Regions from separate parts of the Homo sapiens genome. Here region 1 is linked to region 2. Evidence: chromatin loops called from intact Hi-C (ENCODE). Cell type or tissue: B cell. All regions are shown on one strand. Links, peaks and the distances in the headings refer to the core of each region. The heading gives the core; the rest is flanking DNA.

The links. A loop is a pair of places that touch in the nucleus more often than their neighbours do. Peaks named below come from ENCODE experiments on the same cell type or tissue, not always from the same donor. Only the 100,000 strongest peaks of a DNase experiment are listed, where the experiment ranks them.
Region 1: a loop joins it to region 2, with 7 times the contacts of the local background. A loop is called at or near these places in 5 of 110 quality-filtered maps.

What each region holds. Positions count from the first base shown.
Region 1 is chr2:44,798,428-44,806,790 of GRCh38, forward strand. No RefSeq gene overlaps it. Among named protein-coding and RNA genes, the nearest start is that of LINC01833, 140 kb to the right of the region's middle. RefSeq lists enhancers at 2,488-3,288, 3,289-4,089, 4,353-5,185, 5,003-7,173, 6,207-6,726. In B cell, for the core only: no CTCF peak of the experiment used is centred there; DNase peaks (open chromatin) are centred at 3,074, 3,404, 4,154, 4,634 and 1 weaker place; H3K4me3 peaks cover 2,441 bases; H3K27me3 peaks cover 7,006 bases.
Region 2 is chr2:44,937,667-44,945,972 of GRCh38, forward strand. It overlaps SIX3 (SIX homeobox 3), which reads left to right and starts at 4,036. Exons shown (of 2, transcript NM_005413.4): 1 at 4,036-5,244; 2 at 6,902-8,306. The coding sequence starts at 4,439. The coding sequence ends at 7,094. It overlaps LINC01833 (long intergenic non-protein coding RNA 1833), which reads right to left and starts at 1,533. Exons shown (of 2, transcript NR_147195.1): 1 at 1,157-1,533. It overlaps SIX3-AS1 (SIX3 antisense RNA 1), which reads right to left and starts at 4,212. Exons shown (of 2, transcript NR_103786.1): 1 at 4,044-4,212; 2 at 2,488-3,167. RefSeq lists enhancers at 1,700-2,201, 2,202-2,701, 3,470-3,996, 5,079-5,803, 8,093-8,306 and 1 more and silencers at 155-234, 1,229-1,358. In B cell, for the core only: no CTCF peak of the experiment used is centred there; DNase peaks (open chromatin) are centred at 3,385, 4,065, 4,965, 5,845 and 7 weaker places; H3K4me3 peaks cover 4,637 bases; H3K27me3 peaks cover 7,357 bases.

The DNA.
Region 1 (8,363 bases), core at 172-8,171, 140 kb before region 2:
TTAGACAGCCATTGTTCCTACTCTGGCTTCCCTAGCCTGCTTTCCTCCAGCCCCGCATACTGTTCCCCTTCCCTTCCCTCTGTCTTCCTCAGTCAGTACCTACCTTCTGTCCCACAGGCTGGCCAATGACTTCACTGTCCCATCTCCTCAGGGATCACTCTGGAAGACCCTCTCATAGCTGAGGGGGCTGGCCTCCGAGTTCTCCACAAGTGGTGGGCTCTGGCCCTCTTCCCGCCATGTACCAGCTTGTTGGCCTGTCCTTTGTCTCTTCCTTCAACTTAGCTTGAGCCAGCTCACTGAGTAGGGACAGTCACATCCAATTCAAGACCTTCCCACTGTTCATGTTTCTTTTCCTGGAGCCAGGATTTTAAATTTGAGGTGGATTTATTGGGCATTTACTATATGCTAGGAAATGTGCTAAATACTTTTGTACATTATTTCGTGTAATCTGCCAAACAATGAGGTTTTTAAATTAAATTTCCTCTAAGACATCTGAAGATACTATTATCTTAGGCTTAGAGAGGGTAAGGAGCTTGCAGAACCAAGGTTTAAACCCAGGCGGTTCATCTCCAGAGAAGGCTTGAAGGCTGAATAAAGTGAGTAGCAATTACATCATAAATAGAACCACCCATGGACATAAGGAGATCCAAACTCTACTCTCACCTCTGCCATGAAACAGATGTGGGCAAATCATTTAATCACTCTGAGCGTCACTTTTTTCATCTTCAAAATGTGCATTGGAGAAGCAGGGCTAACAGACACTCTCTCGTGGGATGCAGTGTAACACAATGATTAAGCATGTGGATTCTAGTGCTAGGTTGTCTGGGTTCAAATGGTAGTTCTATTCATGAATTATGTGACCAAATTGCCTTGTGTCTCAGTTTCCTCATCTGTGAAATGGGTATGATGATAACAGTACCTATGGCATAGCATTATGGTGAGAACTAATTGGTGCATATCTGGTAGAGCAGTGCCTGGCATATAGCCACCATTAATATCATTATTATTATTATAACGAATGGTCTCTTCCATCAAAATTCTATTATTTTAGGATGCATTCAAATTTTTTTTTTTTTGAGACAAGAGTCCTGCTGTGTCACCCAGGCTGGAGTGCAGTGGTGTGATCTCAGCTCACTGCAACCTCCTCCTCCTGGGTTCAAGCGATTCTCCTGCCTCAGCCTCCCAAGTAGCTGGGATTACAGATGCCTGCCACCATGCCCAGCTAATTTTTGTATTTTTAATAGAGATGGGGTTTCACTGTGTTGGCCAGGCTGGTCTCGAACTCCTGACCTCAGTGATCCGTCTGTCTCGACCTCCCAAAGTGCTGGGATTACAAGCATGAGCCACCACACCCGGCCTGCATTCAAACTTTTAGCACCATTCTTAATGTAGCCAGAGTTTTCATGTTTAGAAATCAGGAGTTAAAGCCTCGTCTTTAATAAGAAAAATCCTCACACTTATACAGTAAGTCACTCCCTTCAAAACACATGCACATATAATTTTACATTAGGACCTCATAATTCTGGTAAGTCAGCAATAAAACTGTACATTTGTGCAGCTCTTCACAGTGACTGATGCATTTGAACCCACTTCCATTCACTTTGGCCCCACCCCACACTATGAGGCAGGCAGGATAGGCAATGTGGCCACTCAGGGACAAGGAAGCCTTCAGTCAGATGTAGTAGGTGACTTGCTTGAGGTCACACATTAATGGGCAACTGAACCAGCCTTGATGCTGAAAGATCCTAATTTCCAGTCTAGAAATCTCTCCAGAAAGAAATCTCTCTCTGTTCTGCAAGGTACTTTGTGCTTATATGTGTGTTGGGTCCCCGCAGACCTGAACCAGAATGTGGGTAGAATTCACCCCTGGCAAAAAGAGCTCCTCTCTTGTAACCACGGACTTAACCAGTCTTTATCTAGAATGGAATCCCCTTTTCTAGAGATTGTAGGTACCTAGGGTCACTGTTACCTCACAAAGGGTGGAAAAAAGAGGGGAAAAGGCCCTGGGCTCAGAAACACCCCTGTTCTCATCCCTGCGCTGGCCCTTGATAAGCTTTGTGGCCTTGGGCAAATCATGAGAGCTGTCTAAACTCTCTGAGAAATGTGGACGGGCACAACCACTTTGTCGGGAAGCTGAAAGCATTAGCAATGACACGTCGTAGGCATCAAGGAGGCGTTCAATAAATGGTAGTTTAAAAACAAAACAAAACAACAACAAAACTCCTTTCTCCAGAAGGCCAGTATGGCTGACAGACCAGCCTCTGGCCTCACTTCTGCCCTTGGAGATGCTGGCGCCCAGAAAGGCAGCAGGCAACGCAGACAGGTGACTTTCAGTCCTGAAACATATATTCTCACGTTGGGTACCTGCTGTTTTTAATGACTAATTTTTTCCCCCTGATACAGCCATCATTTAGCAAATACCAGGGCTAGTTATTAATTTAAAAACACCTTCAGCCTGTGCTTACAGAAACTGCCATTTCCCCCCTCGGGAATGAGTTTTTCGTTATGTTTTTAAAATTAGCTGGCGCTTGAATTTCATTTTCCATCCAAGCTTCCCTGTTATCTGTAAGGTCACAGAAACACATAGGCCGCGGACAGTCCAATCCCAGATATTAGGCTCCCGGAATTAAAAGCTGAAATAAGTAAATAAAGAGAGAACGCCCAGGGATTTTTTCAGAGCAGAAAGCCGGTCCCCAGCGTGACGCGGAAGCCAGGTTGCCTCCTCAAGTGACTCTTCCCTTACATTTGGAGGTGAAGGCTGAGGAAGAAGAGGTGACAGAGAAGGAAAAAGGCCTGTGCCCTATATCGCCAAGATCTGTTTCTTCTCCGCTCAGCAACGTGAAAGAATGAGAATGCATTCTGGAGGAAGAAGGGAAAAAAAAAAAAAAAAAAAAAACAAGCGCTGATTGTCCCTTTAAGCCATTTCAATCACAGTCTCGCAGTTAAAATAATGCTCACCTACTGCGCTTCCAACTGGGCCATCTACCTTTTCCGCCGGGTCAGGCCCAGTCAAGCCTGAGGAGGCGGCCGCGGCCCTCGTGAGCCCGCTCTAGGCCCGGTTACACCTGTTTATCACCAAGTCGCTTCATTTCCCTTCCCCTCCTCCCTGCTTGAAAAGGAGCATTAATTAAACCGGTAAACAAGCCGGCTCCCATTCTAAATCAGAGCTGCAGGCAAAGGAGAGATAACTTAGGCTCCGGAGAAGAGGGATTTTCAGTTAATTTATGGAATCCACCGTCACACTCTCTCCGAGCAGCCAGCTCCCCGCTTAACGGGGAAATTGAAGCAGACAGCCTTTGTCTAAACACTTCTTTTGCCCAGAATATCTTAATTTTCCTATTTGAATGTTTAATAAGGTTTGGGGTGCAGCAGCTTCCTTTTAATTGTGACGGTGCGGCCGCTTGGGCGTGATCCCTTGGCTGGGGCTGCAGGGGGCCCGTCCTCCAGGGGCGCAGAGGGAAGGACCAGCGTTTCCAAGCCGGGCTCTGGCCGCCGGCGCGAGAGCGAGGCCAAGGTCTGGGGGCAGTTCAGGGGGACCCCGAAGTCGGGACGGCCCAGAAACGCTTTGCCCACAGCCACCGCCCTTTCCTTTGTGAGTTTCCCCAAAGCCGTCGGTGCGACCCGGCGCCGACTCTCCTCCTCTTCTCCCTGCGAGGGCCCGCGCCGCCCGGGCCCAGTCCTGGGGGATAGATCCCTCGGGGCCCAACGGCTGGGCCACCGCCGGTCTCCGGCCACTGCTGCGAGGACAGGCGCTGCCTAACTAATTTCTCCTCTAAGGGGGCTGTGCGTGCGTCTCCTTCCCAACTGATGTCTGGAATTTCACAGTGTAAGTGGGATTCCCACTGAAATTGTAGTTTTCCTAAGATTACAGACAGTCCAAGAAAAACAGCTCGGTACGTCTTTGTCATTTCCTCTGTAAACCTTCAGGAAACAACACAGGAACGTCTTACATAGACTTTAAGTCAGCCTGCTTTTCCGGGTGGCGTATCCAGTAATCATGTTGACAAATTAATGGTAGAGAATTAGTTGTACATTAAAGATTTAAATTATATTATGCAGCACATTGTCATAAAGTGATATAAAACAATAGGAAAATAAATGTAAATGAATTCAAGTTACTGACATGTAAAACGCCAGACTGACATCTGTACACTTAGCTACTCGCTCAGCCGCGGTGGCGGGGCCCGCGCGGTCCCTCCGCAGACTCGCGGGCCGGGGGAGGCCCTGCTGCGGCGCCGCGGCGTACCAAGGGTTAAGCGGCGCGGCTCGCGGCCCTCCCGGCTCCCCTCCCCTGCGTGTTGATTTTCAGGCCCACCGAGCCGCCCGAGAAAGTTTTCAATTCGATGGGGCTGCAGCGTCTCAGGGGCTGAGCTCCTTAGAAAGCTTCGGGGGCCCCCGAGGGCCGCCTTGCGGGGAGGGGGCGGCTGCCCCGTCCGGGACCCGCTAATTACAGGGATTCGGTTTCCCCGCTCTGAAGGAATGCATTACCTGCAGCAAAGGAGGCGCGGCCTCTCAGGAAGGCCCCGAGAGGAAGCTGAATGCCCCAGTGCATTCCAGCCCCATCCCTAGGTTTATACCCGCAACCTCAGCCCATGCTGAGAGACTAATCGCTGGGCCATTGTCAGGGCTGTTGTCCAATCAGCCCCTGAATAGGAAAACTTCACAATGCCGAGTATGAATTAGAGGGGAACAAATGTGGATGCAGACTTTTTTTGCAACAATACCTAACTGAGCCTTTCAGACAGGACAACGGATGCACAAAAGCTCGACGGAAATTGGAGTAACTTTTGGAGGCCCTTGTAGCTGCCGTCAATAAGCGTCAGCCCCATAATGGCGGCTGCGCCTCCGCCACCAATTCCCCCCCAACGCTTTTTTTTTTTTTTTTTTTTTTTTTTTTTTTTTTGTGAGATGGACCAGTTGTTCATGGGGTGGGGGCAAACTGTTGTAAAAATTGGGCATTTTTGTTGTCCTTGTCTTGGAAACGGTGGCTCTCTGTTGAACGCAGCCAAATGGATTGTCTCTTCCTGACGTGGATTGTAGATTTGGTCATTATCTAGCCCACATAAAGTACTGACAATGTCCCCTCCCTCCGTCTGCCCACCCCCAAAAGAACAGAATAGCTTCTTGAGCTGTACAAATGTCAGGTCTCTGTTTTAAAATTTAGCTTTGTTTACCCAACAGAATGGAATTCATTACTGTGTAAAAGTGGCTCCATTTTCTGATCTTTTTATTCAAAATGTTGAGAGTATCAAAAAGCTCATTTGAAGGTCACAGGTTTATGTATCTATTCTCTTAAGTGTTTTAGAAATTCATAGGGAGGACACAAAAGGTGGAAAATGTGAAAACATACTGTTCATTGTTTATCCTAACCTTGCCATGGTTATTAGATAAATGAGTGTAGGGGAAAAAATGGCATTAAAAGCCATTGTGAACTGGGAATTTTTTTCCCCTGAAGACTGTTAATTTTAGCCCTTGATCTGTACAGGTCAATTTCTAATTCTTTTTACTGTGCAGTTTATATAACTTCTGCATTTCAAGTCTATAAAAAGCTTTTGCAGACTTTTCATAATGTAAGTAGCAATTTATTTCATTATGGTCTGAATTTTTTATGTAATTCCTATGGACATTCTGATGAAATTGTCAGGCTTAAAAGCTGTAGTGCTTTTCATTTGGGGATATGTGGACTTTTTTTTTTTTTTTTTTTGCTCCGGTCCATTCTTGCTGGATAATTTAAAATTAGAAAGATTAATCAGTTCAGTGATTTAAAAGACCACACTTTGGTTGGAACAAGGTCTGAGGCAAAATCATTTTTTTATTAGTAAATGATTTAAAAGGTCTTTTCAGCTAGTTATCTGAAGCTGATATTTAACTGTTACTTATTCCACTAATTTCTATCTTTTGTTAAAAGAACTTTCCAGCCTAAATCTCCTCGCTCTGTCCCATGCTAATTGCAGCTTACATTATATAAATGGCTTTGTAAAGAAAACTATAACTCCAAACCTTGAAAGTTGCGTGTTTCTATTTGCTCAAACTTGATGCACTTGTTTGAAGAGGGTCATTGCAGGGAGAGCTGTGTAGCCTGTAAGAATGTCCTGGATAACAAGCTTAAACAGAACCTTTTGTTGTGCCTAGTATTCTCAGGACTCCAAAATGAGGCCTCCTTTTTCTAACTGTGGGCTGAAGTGGTTCATTACTGCTGTTTCCTCCGCCAGGCCAGGGCTCAGCCATTCCCACTACTGAAGGTCTGTAACTTCCTTAAAAAGGAAGAAGGAAAACATGGCCCAGAAAGGTCTTGTTAGCACTTCCTATGTGAAATTAGCAGCTTTCTAAAAGGTACAACTCCAATTACCTCACATTGTGGAGGCGAGCACAAACTCAACAATATGCACAGCCCAGCAAGTGACATTCTGTCTTTCTAGAGTTACTTCCCTAATTAGGAATGAAGAAGCTCTATTCTGCTGAGTGCATCTATTTACAGTGGCCACAATGCTTTAACTTGAGCATCCTTCTCAAAGACCAGTGTTAAAAAACACAAGTGCTCTTTTCGCCGAGCAGGCTATGGTGAGGCGACACATTCCTAACGGTTACGCCCTCGGGGGGGGGAGAAGAAAAAGTGTAGCTGCTTTGGCAGCATTGTTAACACTTCAGGATTCATTTTCCACAATAACGCCCCTGCCCAGAGAGCTCTGGGAATTACAGTGGACAATGGGGAGGCATTCTTAGGAGGGTCTAATGATGGAATAAAAAGAAAAATATTTATTGCTTTTGACAGTTCCACAAGGGGCAAAAATCCTTGTCGTGGCTAAAGTTTCCCTAGCTGTTGGAGGAAGGCGGCTCACTGGGACTCAAACAGTTCCACTTCCTTTGTTAGGAGGCTGAGTACCAGGGCCAAGCTGGGAAATTAAAGATTAAGTTCATTAAGGTAAGATAATTGTGCGGAGGCATTGTTGTTGATACAGGTGGAGTGATAGGGGCTGGGGTAGGAAGCCCATTTACATGTAGGGACGACCCATTAAACAGGCTTAACAGACGTGCGAGGCAAATATGTTTATTATTTGCCTGATGGCTGACCTATGCTTTCACTGTTGCATTAGTCAACGGCCCCCCCCCCCAAAGGAGGGCCAGGACTCCCTGCCGGGAACCAGGTGGAAGTGAAGGCAAAACAGTCTCCAGCGAGCAAAGATACAGTCCTGTGGGCCCTTGGGGAAGACTGGCCTTTCTCCTCCCTCCAATGTCCTGTTACCCTGCTACCCGAGAGGACCAACGCCCCTCCAGCTAAGGAGAGGAGACAGTGCTCTCCCACCTGAGGGATGTCTTTAAATCTTTCTGGATGCTGACAGGAAACATTTGTGCAGAAGCGCCCTTTGGATGTCCTTCTTAAAGAAGACCTCACGCTCTCTTTTCTCCCTCTGATAGGAGGGAGATACCCTGATTTTCCATCAGGGAGCTTCTCAAACGCTTCCTTCCCCAGTGTTACTGACCTCCTCAGAATCTGACTTCGGGAATCTGGGCTGCCTACCTTCCATTTCATTCTTCTAAGAAAAACAAACCAAACATCATTCCCTGTCCCTGCCCTATCTGTCCCACACGCACAGATCCACCCTGCTTTGTTATTGAAAACTGGAGTTTGGCTTTGTTGGGAAGAGCTCCACCCTGCCCCCTTCCCAACTTGGAGACCTATAAATACTGAGAACTTTAGAAAAACAAACAAAAGTATGGGATGGATGGTGGAATTTTGGGGAGCATGGGGGTCCGTCCTTGCGATCTGTCCGAAGGGAGGGAGAAGGTGGAGAGAGAGGTGCCCAGACTGTGCCCAAGTGGCTGAGAATGTGCCCGGTGCAGTGTTCAAGAAAATTATTTCTTCACAAGCACCCTTATTTTTGCTGTGTCTTGGGCAGGAGGAGAAAGATCTGCATTTACTTTTGTTGGGGTCACTAGTTCATCATCTCTGGTTCCTGCACTTATTTTTTCTATTTCTGGTGAGGAACTGAGAAACACAGTTAAGGGTTGGAGATGTCTTTGATAATAGATATCCCGAAAGAAATTCACTTGTTTATTTGCGTGATAGGGTCACCTCTTACACAAAAACTCACCTGCCGTCCTCTCTTTCCCCTCCTGCCCTCCCTCCAGTCCCCCAGGGAGGAAAATGAACAGTGGCATAATGATTTTGGTAAATAGAATTCTTTTTAAAGCCATCTGATCACGGGGAGACATTCTGAGAAGACCCTAGGGTTTAGTCAGTGCTGATGTGTAAAAAAAAAAAAAAAAAACGACTTAATTTCAGAGAGGTTTTTTAAAAATATATGTAGATGCAATCACATGGTGAGAAGAGTTTCAGGAGTTAAGAATAAACGTATTTTGAT
Region 2 (8,306 bases), core at 307-8,306:
TGAGGCAACTGAGCTGTGTTTACTGTCCGGGGCGACAATTGCTTGGAGCGCCAGTCCCCGGAGGCTAAGGCGGGGGGCGGGGGTGCGGGGAGGGAGCAGTTGTTGTTGTTGTTTTTCAAAGGAAAGTAATCGGGGTCCTTGAAGGGCTTCGCGGCCTCCCCGCCTGCGTGCTGCGCTCCCCTGCGCCCTCCCTGGCCGCCCGCGCCAAGCGCCTCAGTTTGCAGCTTGCGGGGAGGCCCAGACTACGGGCCACCCGGCCAGCCTCCGCCTCCCGACATCCTGGGAGCCGGAAGGGGCGTTGCCCCCACAGGGCAAACCTTCCCCCGGCCTCCTGGTCGGCTGTTTAGAGCTGAGCAAGGCCAAGTGGGTGCAGCTGCCCCAACCCTCCGGATCCTCGTCTCCCGGAGGCCTGCAGACCCGTTGGCTTTCCCTGTAACCCAAAACAAGGAGAGAGTGGGAGGTCTCTCGGGCGTTCTCCAGATGTGGTTGAGACTTTCCCAGTGCTGGGGTGGCGGGTGACATTTGTAAATAAATGCCAGTTGGTCCGGGTACAAGGAGAACACTATTTAAACCCCAAAGACATCTTTTCTCCCTGCCCCACCTGAAGGCGATATTTTAGATCGCCGGGGCCAGGATTGAAGCGGGGATGATGGCAGCAAATTTGTTCTGCACAGGTGACCCGGCCTGTACGGGCGCCAAGTCCCAGATCCCGCAATCAGAGCGGCCAGAGAGCAGAGAAGAGACCTAGAGGATCTGCAAGCTGACCTATCCACCCGAGACTCTCCGCTCTGAGCGACCCCAGGGTGCAGGCGCCCTCCACGCGCCACCTCCTCTAGCGGTCCCCCAGGGTCCCTTCCCAGTCCTCGCACTGCCCTAGGGCTTGCTTGGTTCCCAGACCAGCGTGGAAGGCCGCTGGGCCCCGGAACCCAAGGTCCCTCTGCTTCTGCTCCACTCCCCAGTGCCCAGCGCCTGGGAATTTGGGAGGGGAAGCTCTGGCGCTCCACAGCCCTGCTTCCCACCCAAACACGCACTCAGAACCCCTCGACTGAGATCCTATGGAGCCTGCGCCCCCAGCCCGGCGGGGAGCCAGTCCGGCCCTCCGCTCTGGGACCAGCCGCCCCGCCTCCCTGCCCTGCTCTCCGGACTCTCAACTTACCCGCTCCAGGAGGCGGGAGTACTGCTTCAGGCCAGAGCCGAAAGGCGCTGGCGGCGGCTGGACCGCGAGGTGGGCTCGGTGGGCGGCGCCGAGCTCGGCTCTGCTGGGAGGCGCGGACAGCCCGGGGCTGCCACCTGCCCCACCGGGTCCTGGCGCACAAAGCTACACGCCTCTCTGCAGCCCTCTGCCCTGCTTCGCGTTCCGGAACCGCGGTCGCCACCCAAGCAGGCGGGGTGCGGCAGGGCGGCAGGGCGGCAGGCGCTGGGGCAGAGGCTGGGGGGCGGGGGTGTCGCCAGAGTCTCAGCCCCACTTGCCTCAGTTCTCCCTGAGTGGCGATGGTTTTTTATTTCAGCGCTTTCGGCAGAGCCCGCAGCACCTGCCCAGCCTCCCTCCGGGGCTGGCCGGGCAGTGGCAGGGAGAGGCCAGGTCGCCACCACCCGGAGGCGGGGGTTTCGGGGACGGGGAGGGGACTGACCGGGTTCACCCGCCCGCCCGGCGCCTGGGTCCCCGGCTCCGGGGGATGCAGTTTCGGGGTCACGAGCTGCTTTCAAAAAGTTGAACACAATATTCGGAAACCCACCCGTAGGAATTCTCCCCCCACACGCGGCACAATACCCACTCCCCTCCCCTTTTTCATTCCTTCCTCCCCCGCTTCCTCCTCCTGCCCCTTCCCCCTCCCACCCTTCAGCCTATAATCCTTCCCCTACGAGAGAAAGGGATCGGGAAGAAAACATGAAGTGTCTGTTTTTGTGTCCCAACCTTTGGGCTCTTTCTGGGCCCTCAGTGAATGACCGCCCAGAGCTTTCAGCTGCGTGGAGAAGGACTCATGGCCAGGAGGAGAGGAAATATATATGGAGTGGAGAGAGCACTGAAATGGGGCTTGGCAGGTCTTCCCTTTGGAGGAATATTTTTCTGCCCCAGTCGTCGTGTTGAAGACCTGCTACCCCACGGCTGTCTCTGGCTAAGTGAGCCAGTATTGGCCCCTCGCCGGACCCAGGGCCTCCCTGCCGCCCGGAATCCTCCAAGGAGGCTTGCACTTGTCGGCTTGCTCTTCTCCCCGGCCCTCAGAGGCCTGGCACTGCGGGAGTCAAGGCCTAAGCAGGGCTCCAGCTCGGGGTTTAGGGGCTGGGACACTCACAGCCCCAGTCACGTTAGGTTTCCCATTTAAATTCTCTCTCAACCTCTCTTTCTCTCTTCCCTCATTGAGATCACCAAAGTGGTGTGGACACGGCGCCTTGCCCCCAGATCTGCATCGGAATGCAGAAAAGATCTTTAAAAAAAAAAAAAAAAAGTTTTGAATTCCTCAATGATTTTTCTTCTGGAAAGGCAGCTTAGGATAATTATTTCAGCTTTATTGAGGGCAGATTAGTTGAAGTCTGGGCGCTGCGTTTCAATACGCGTTGTACACGGGCCGACAATGTGGTCATTGTTGGCTACTGTGTGTGAATCCATTCAACATATACACTTTTTAACACCAAACCGAGTCCTGTCTAAATATACACAGTGCTCAGGGAAAGACGTCTCTGACCCCGACAAATCTGCGTAAATCACACTTCCATAGTTACAGAAGCCTCACAAAGGGAGGCCCGGCTCAAGATGCTGATTACAGCTTCTTAAAAGCAACATACCTAAGAATAAATACCCATGCCTGGCCTAGGGGCTGTGGTGGCCAGAGGCAGAGAGGGCCCTCTGTGTTCTATGGGCCTTTTGGCGTCTGTTTTAGGCTTTCGATGTTACTTTCCCTAGAGAAATTAGACAGTTTAAAAATAATAATGGTAATTATTATTATTTTACAATACGAGCAAACAAGCAATTTTCAGGCCTTATTCACTTCATCCGGGTGGCTGGCCTCCAAAGTTTGAGTGCCCTCTGGGGCTGGCAGGCAGGACCAGAGCTCCTTCTGTTGTGTGGTGAGGAGTGGGCATCTGTAGGACTTTTCTGGGTCCAGAGGGCTCTTGGGCTTCTCGGCTCCCGCAGCTCCTCCACCACTCCTCAGAGAGGCAGCTGAATTCTGGGAAGAAACAAAGAGTTGAGTTGCTTCTTAAGATGGAAAGAAGTGTACTGTTTGGACTGTTATTTTAAAATACAGGGTGGTGGGGGAAATCGAGGCTCCTTGGCCGGGGAGGGAGTAAAGAGAAGCCTAATTGATGAAGAGGGAGTTGAGGTGAATGCGGTCCATGGGCACCGATGGGGGAGGCAAGAGCGGCCTCCAGCACCCTGGGAATTGGGCTCAGGCTCCCTGGCGCCAGATACCCTCGGAATCCGGGATCCCCGGCTGGCGCCACGGCCCGCTGGGCCAAGGTCGGTGCTTGGTGGGCCCCATGATCTCATCTCTCCTTTCTTCCTTGCCACTATTAGTGCTCACATAGGCAGAAAGAGGCGGCCCGACGTGCAAACCATGTGCAAACCGCGCCCGCTGGGCTGGTCAGCCGTCTTTCCTTGCCTGCCGACCTGGACTATGTGGAGCCTGGGGGACCCTCTTGCCTCCCAACAAAATCCCCTCTCTAATTGCACATCCCATTCAACAACTCTGCCCAGGGCTTTTCGAATTTCTGGATCAACTTCTTTAGGAAAAAGGGAAGAAGAAGTCTCAGAGACAGCGGTAGAGAAAAGAGGAGAGAGAGGGAGAAGAGAGAAGAGAGGAGGGGGAGGTAGCGAGATTAAGAGTTGCAAAGATAAAAAAAATTCTCTTTATCCCCCCACTTCTCCCTCCTTCCCTGCTCTCCCCCTCCCCCCGCCCTCTGGCTAAGTGGTAAAACCGTCCTTACGTTCTCGGTATTGATTGGCAGGGCTGACAGTGATTGGCAGTGGTTGCCGTGGCAACGCCACAACGACACGCCACAGACCAATAGAAAAGCGAAACAAAATGTTTCAATGCTGCACTCACTGTGGATTTAGGGGAGATATTATGAGGCTGTTGTCATTAGGGCGATTGCGGTGGAATCGCTGAATCTTGACTCGGCGGTGGTTGGCTCTCCCTCTCCTCTCTCCCTCTCCCTCTCCCTCTCTGTCTCGGGTTCTCTCTCTGCGCGCGCGCACCGGGCCGCTCTCCTACCTCCCTCTCTATGTGGCTGCGCGGGTGTGTGTGTGTGTGGATGTGTGTGGGGTGTGGGTGTCCCTTACGCCCTTCCTCCTCTCCCTCCTCCTCCTGCTCCCCCCTCCTTTCCTTCTCCTCCTCCCCCCTCTCCTCTCCCTCCTCCTGGTCCTCATCGCCCCTCTCCTCCTCTTCCTCCCCTCTCTCTTCCTCTCCCTGAATTTTCTCCTCTCCTCTCAGGTCAGTCCATGGTATTCCGCTCCCCCCTAGACCTCTATTCCTCCCACTTCTTGTTGCCAAACTTCGCCGATTCTCACCACCGCTCCATACTTCTGGCGAGTAGCGGCGGCGGGAACGGTGCGGGAGGCGGCGGCGGCGCGGGAGGCGGCAGCGGCGGCGGGAACGGTGCGGGAGGCGGCGGTGCTGGCGGAGCAGGCGGCGGCGGCGGCGGCGGCTCCAGGGCCCCCCCGGAAGAGTTGTCCATGTTCCAGCTGCCCACCCTCAACTTCTCGCCGGAGCAGGTGGCCAGCGTCTGTGAGACGCTGGAGGAGACGGGCGACATCGAGCGGCTGGGCCGCTTCCTCTGGTCGCTGCCCGTGGCCCCCGGGGCGTGCGAGGCCATCAACAAACACGAGTCGATCCTGCGCGCGCGCGCCGTGGTCGCCTTCCACACGGGCAACTTCCGCGACCTCTACCACATCCTTGAGAACCACAAGTTCACCAAGGAGTCTCACGGCAAGCTGCAGGCCATGTGGCTCGAGGCGCACTACCAGGAGGCCGAGAAGCTGCGCGGCCGCCCACTCGGCCCGGTGGACAAGTACCGCGTGCGCAAGAAGTTCCCGCTGCCACGCACCATCTGGGACGGCGAGCAGAAGACGCATTGCTTCAAGGAGCGGACTCGGAGCCTGTTGCGGGAGTGGTACCTACAGGACCCCTACCCCAACCCCAGCAAGAAACGCGAACTGGCGCAGGCCACCGGCCTCACTCCCACACAAGTAGGCAACTGGTTTAAGAACCGGCGGCAGCGCGACCGCGCCGCGGCGGCCAAGAACAGGTTAGTGGCGGGGCCCGCGGCCTGGCTACAGCCTCAGAGGCCTGGGAAGGGGAGAGGGGTTGAGATGGGGCTAGCGGAGCGGCCGCTGAGAGCCAGGGAAGCCGTGACTCCTGGCCAGTCGGAGAAAGTTTCCGCTTGTCCGGGACGCGCGGAAGAGGGGGCCGGGCTGGCTGTGGGTGTATTGATTGCTTTGACCAAGAGGGGCTTTCGTCAGGGCAGAGAGTGTGTGCTTGCGACCCGAGTACCCGCAGCCCCTGGGAGACTTAGCCCTGCGCTGCACCCGTGCCTGCCTCCTCAGCCCTGCCGCCAGCTCGGCGATCCTCTGGAGCCTAGAGACAGGGAGGGAAGGAAAGCACTCTTTGCCATCTGGTTCTTATTTCTGTGCGTTGCAAAACCCCGAGAGAAATCCACTAGCGTCAGAGAGAGGAAAGTGAACCTGGGTCCCTATCACAAGGGGAAAAGGCCAGAGGCCACTGCGCAGCGGGCCTGTTTCCCCGCAACGCTGCACGTTGCCTGACCGGGAGCAGGAGAGCCGGGCTGGGAGTGGAGAGGCCTAGCGTGTGCGTGTGCGTGTGTGTGTGCACGCCCGTGTGCATGTACTCGCCCTCCTGTTTCAGCCGAGGAGAATCCCTTTGGTCCTCTAAGCTGGGAAGCGGGCACGAGCAGCCTCGTTGCCGGCAAGTTGGCCACAAAGTCACAAAATTGTATAGGGCTTGACCAACATCACAGGAGCTGGGCCTGGGGGAAGGAGAAAAAGAACCAGAGGGAAAGAAGTGGATAGGCGAAAGGAGTGGGGAGAGAAGGGAGAAAGAAAAGAGGAAGTTGGGTGAAAGCCCTGATGTGGAGCCTGTGTCTTTCTCTATCCAGCCAGGAAGGCCCAGGGCCTGGTGTACTTCAGGGAGCAGGACCCCCAGCTGCTGACAGCTGCCCGTGGGTGGGGGCTGGGTGTGAGTTTCTGGAGGTGTGTTCGAGTTTAGGCGGCCGGGACCTGAGCCCATGGCCCTCTCACCCCTGCCGTGGAGCCCACTTTTCGTCTGATGAGGGGAGCGCCCAGGGTCAAGCCAAGGCCTCCTTGTGGAGAGAATTCCAGACACCAGGTCCAGGCAGAAGGTTCCCGGTGGGGGAAAGGGCAGCTGGAGACTGCTCTGTGCGCCTCTCTTGCCTTCTCCTTTGCCCCTTTTCTGTCTCCCTGCTCTTTCCCCACTTTTCCACCGCCAGCTTTCCTATTTTCTCTACCCTCGGTCCTGCGCTCTGCGCTGGCATCCAGAGAGCAAAGTATGCAGTTCTACCCGGAGACTGGCCGGGCGGTGGGGAACCCGCAGCTCCCGGTGTGTGTTTGAGGGAGCAGGGACGGGGTTACTAGGGGAACTCGACCGGTCGCGGGGCAGCCGGCTCAGTTTGAAGAGCCCCAGGGACTGCGGAGGGAAGAAGCGCCCGGCTCCTCTCCGACTTCTGCTTCTCCAGGGCTTGGCGTACTTTGTCGCTTGCACCCAGGCCTCCCCAAGCGGCCGGGCTCGGGTTCTGCCTCTCCTCCGAGGCCAGCCTCTATCTGAGAAGACTTGGGATGCTCCCGAAAGCGGAATGGGGAGCGGCGGCGCGGGGGAGCCGGGTGGCGGGCCTCTGTGTCAGGGCGGGCGCGGATCTCTTTCTCCCGCAGGCTCCAGCACCAGGCCATTGGACCGAGCGGCATGCGCTCGCTGGCCGAGCCCGGCTGCCCCACGCACGGCTCGGCAGAGTCGCCGTCCACGGCGGCCAGCCCGACCACCAGCGTGTCCAGCCTGACGGAGCGCGCAGACACCGGCACCTCCATCCTCTCGGTAACCTCCAGCGACTCGGAATGTGATGTATGATAGCCAAGGCCGCCCTCCTCCCTCTCCTTCCCCTCCTCCCCCACTCCTTCCCCTCCGCCTCCTAGCCCTCCTCCTCTTCCTCCTCTTCCTTCTCCTCCTCCATCCCCAGAACAAACCGAAATCAGGATACCCAACCATACACACATACAAGTCCACACACACTCCCACCCCAGCCAAAAATATATAAAAAACAAGAAAATAACAAATTAACCGCAAACTATCAACAACCCCCAACCACCATCTACCACTACGGCCACCCCAAAGGACCCCGACGCCAACAGACAGTCAAACGCTGATGTTGCGGGCAGAAAACATAAAAGAGGTGACAATTGTATACTTTCTAGGACAAGCACGGCTTCTCCTTTCGGTTCCCATGGACCCGGCACCCCACCTGCATGACGATTTATTTGTATCTGGGAAAATATTCTCTCTAGTTAAAAATGATTTAAAGAGTCGACTATACAAAAATCAATCACCACCACGAGGACAAGAGGGCAAAAGCAAAACAGACAAAAAGAAAAAAAATCGCCGTCTCCGTTCCGAATTTGTTAAAAAAAAAAAAAAAAAAAAAAAAAAGGACAGGGGGAAAAAAAAAAAAAAAGAACTCCTGGAGAGGGAAATAGCAAATGTGTCTTGCCTTTTGTTGCTCTCTCTCTCTTTTTTTTTCTCTCGCTCTCTTTCTTTCTCTTCTTCTCTCTGTTTTTAAGTCAAGTATTGGTCAAAAAAATGCAATCTTCTGTTTTTTGTTCAGCAGACAATCATTTTCTTCGTAAGCACCTTTTTCTCTCCACTCTGTCACTGCCTGTGTGGGTACTGGTTATAAATGTGGAAAAAGAATAGTTATGACTGTAACAGATTTTTATTTTTATTTCAAAATTTTATATGAATTATGTATATCTTAATGATCGGTCATTTTCCCAGTTTGTAATATATGTGTAGAAATTGCCTGTATATGATATTGCTTTTTCTCCTCTCCCTTTCTCTTTCTCTCCTCTCCCTCTCTCTGTCTTTCTCCCCGCTCAACTGTCTCTTTTCTTTTTGGGGTTCTCCTCCCACTCGGTGCTCCTGGTGTCGACTTGGCAGTCAAGGAGAGGCATGGTGGCCTGGGTTAGGAAGAGGGACCCTGTCGCTAGCAAAAGCGGAGAGTGAGATTGTAGTATTCTTATGCAAAAGCTATTTCCAGTATTTCTTAGCAGCTTCAGAGGTATCTCT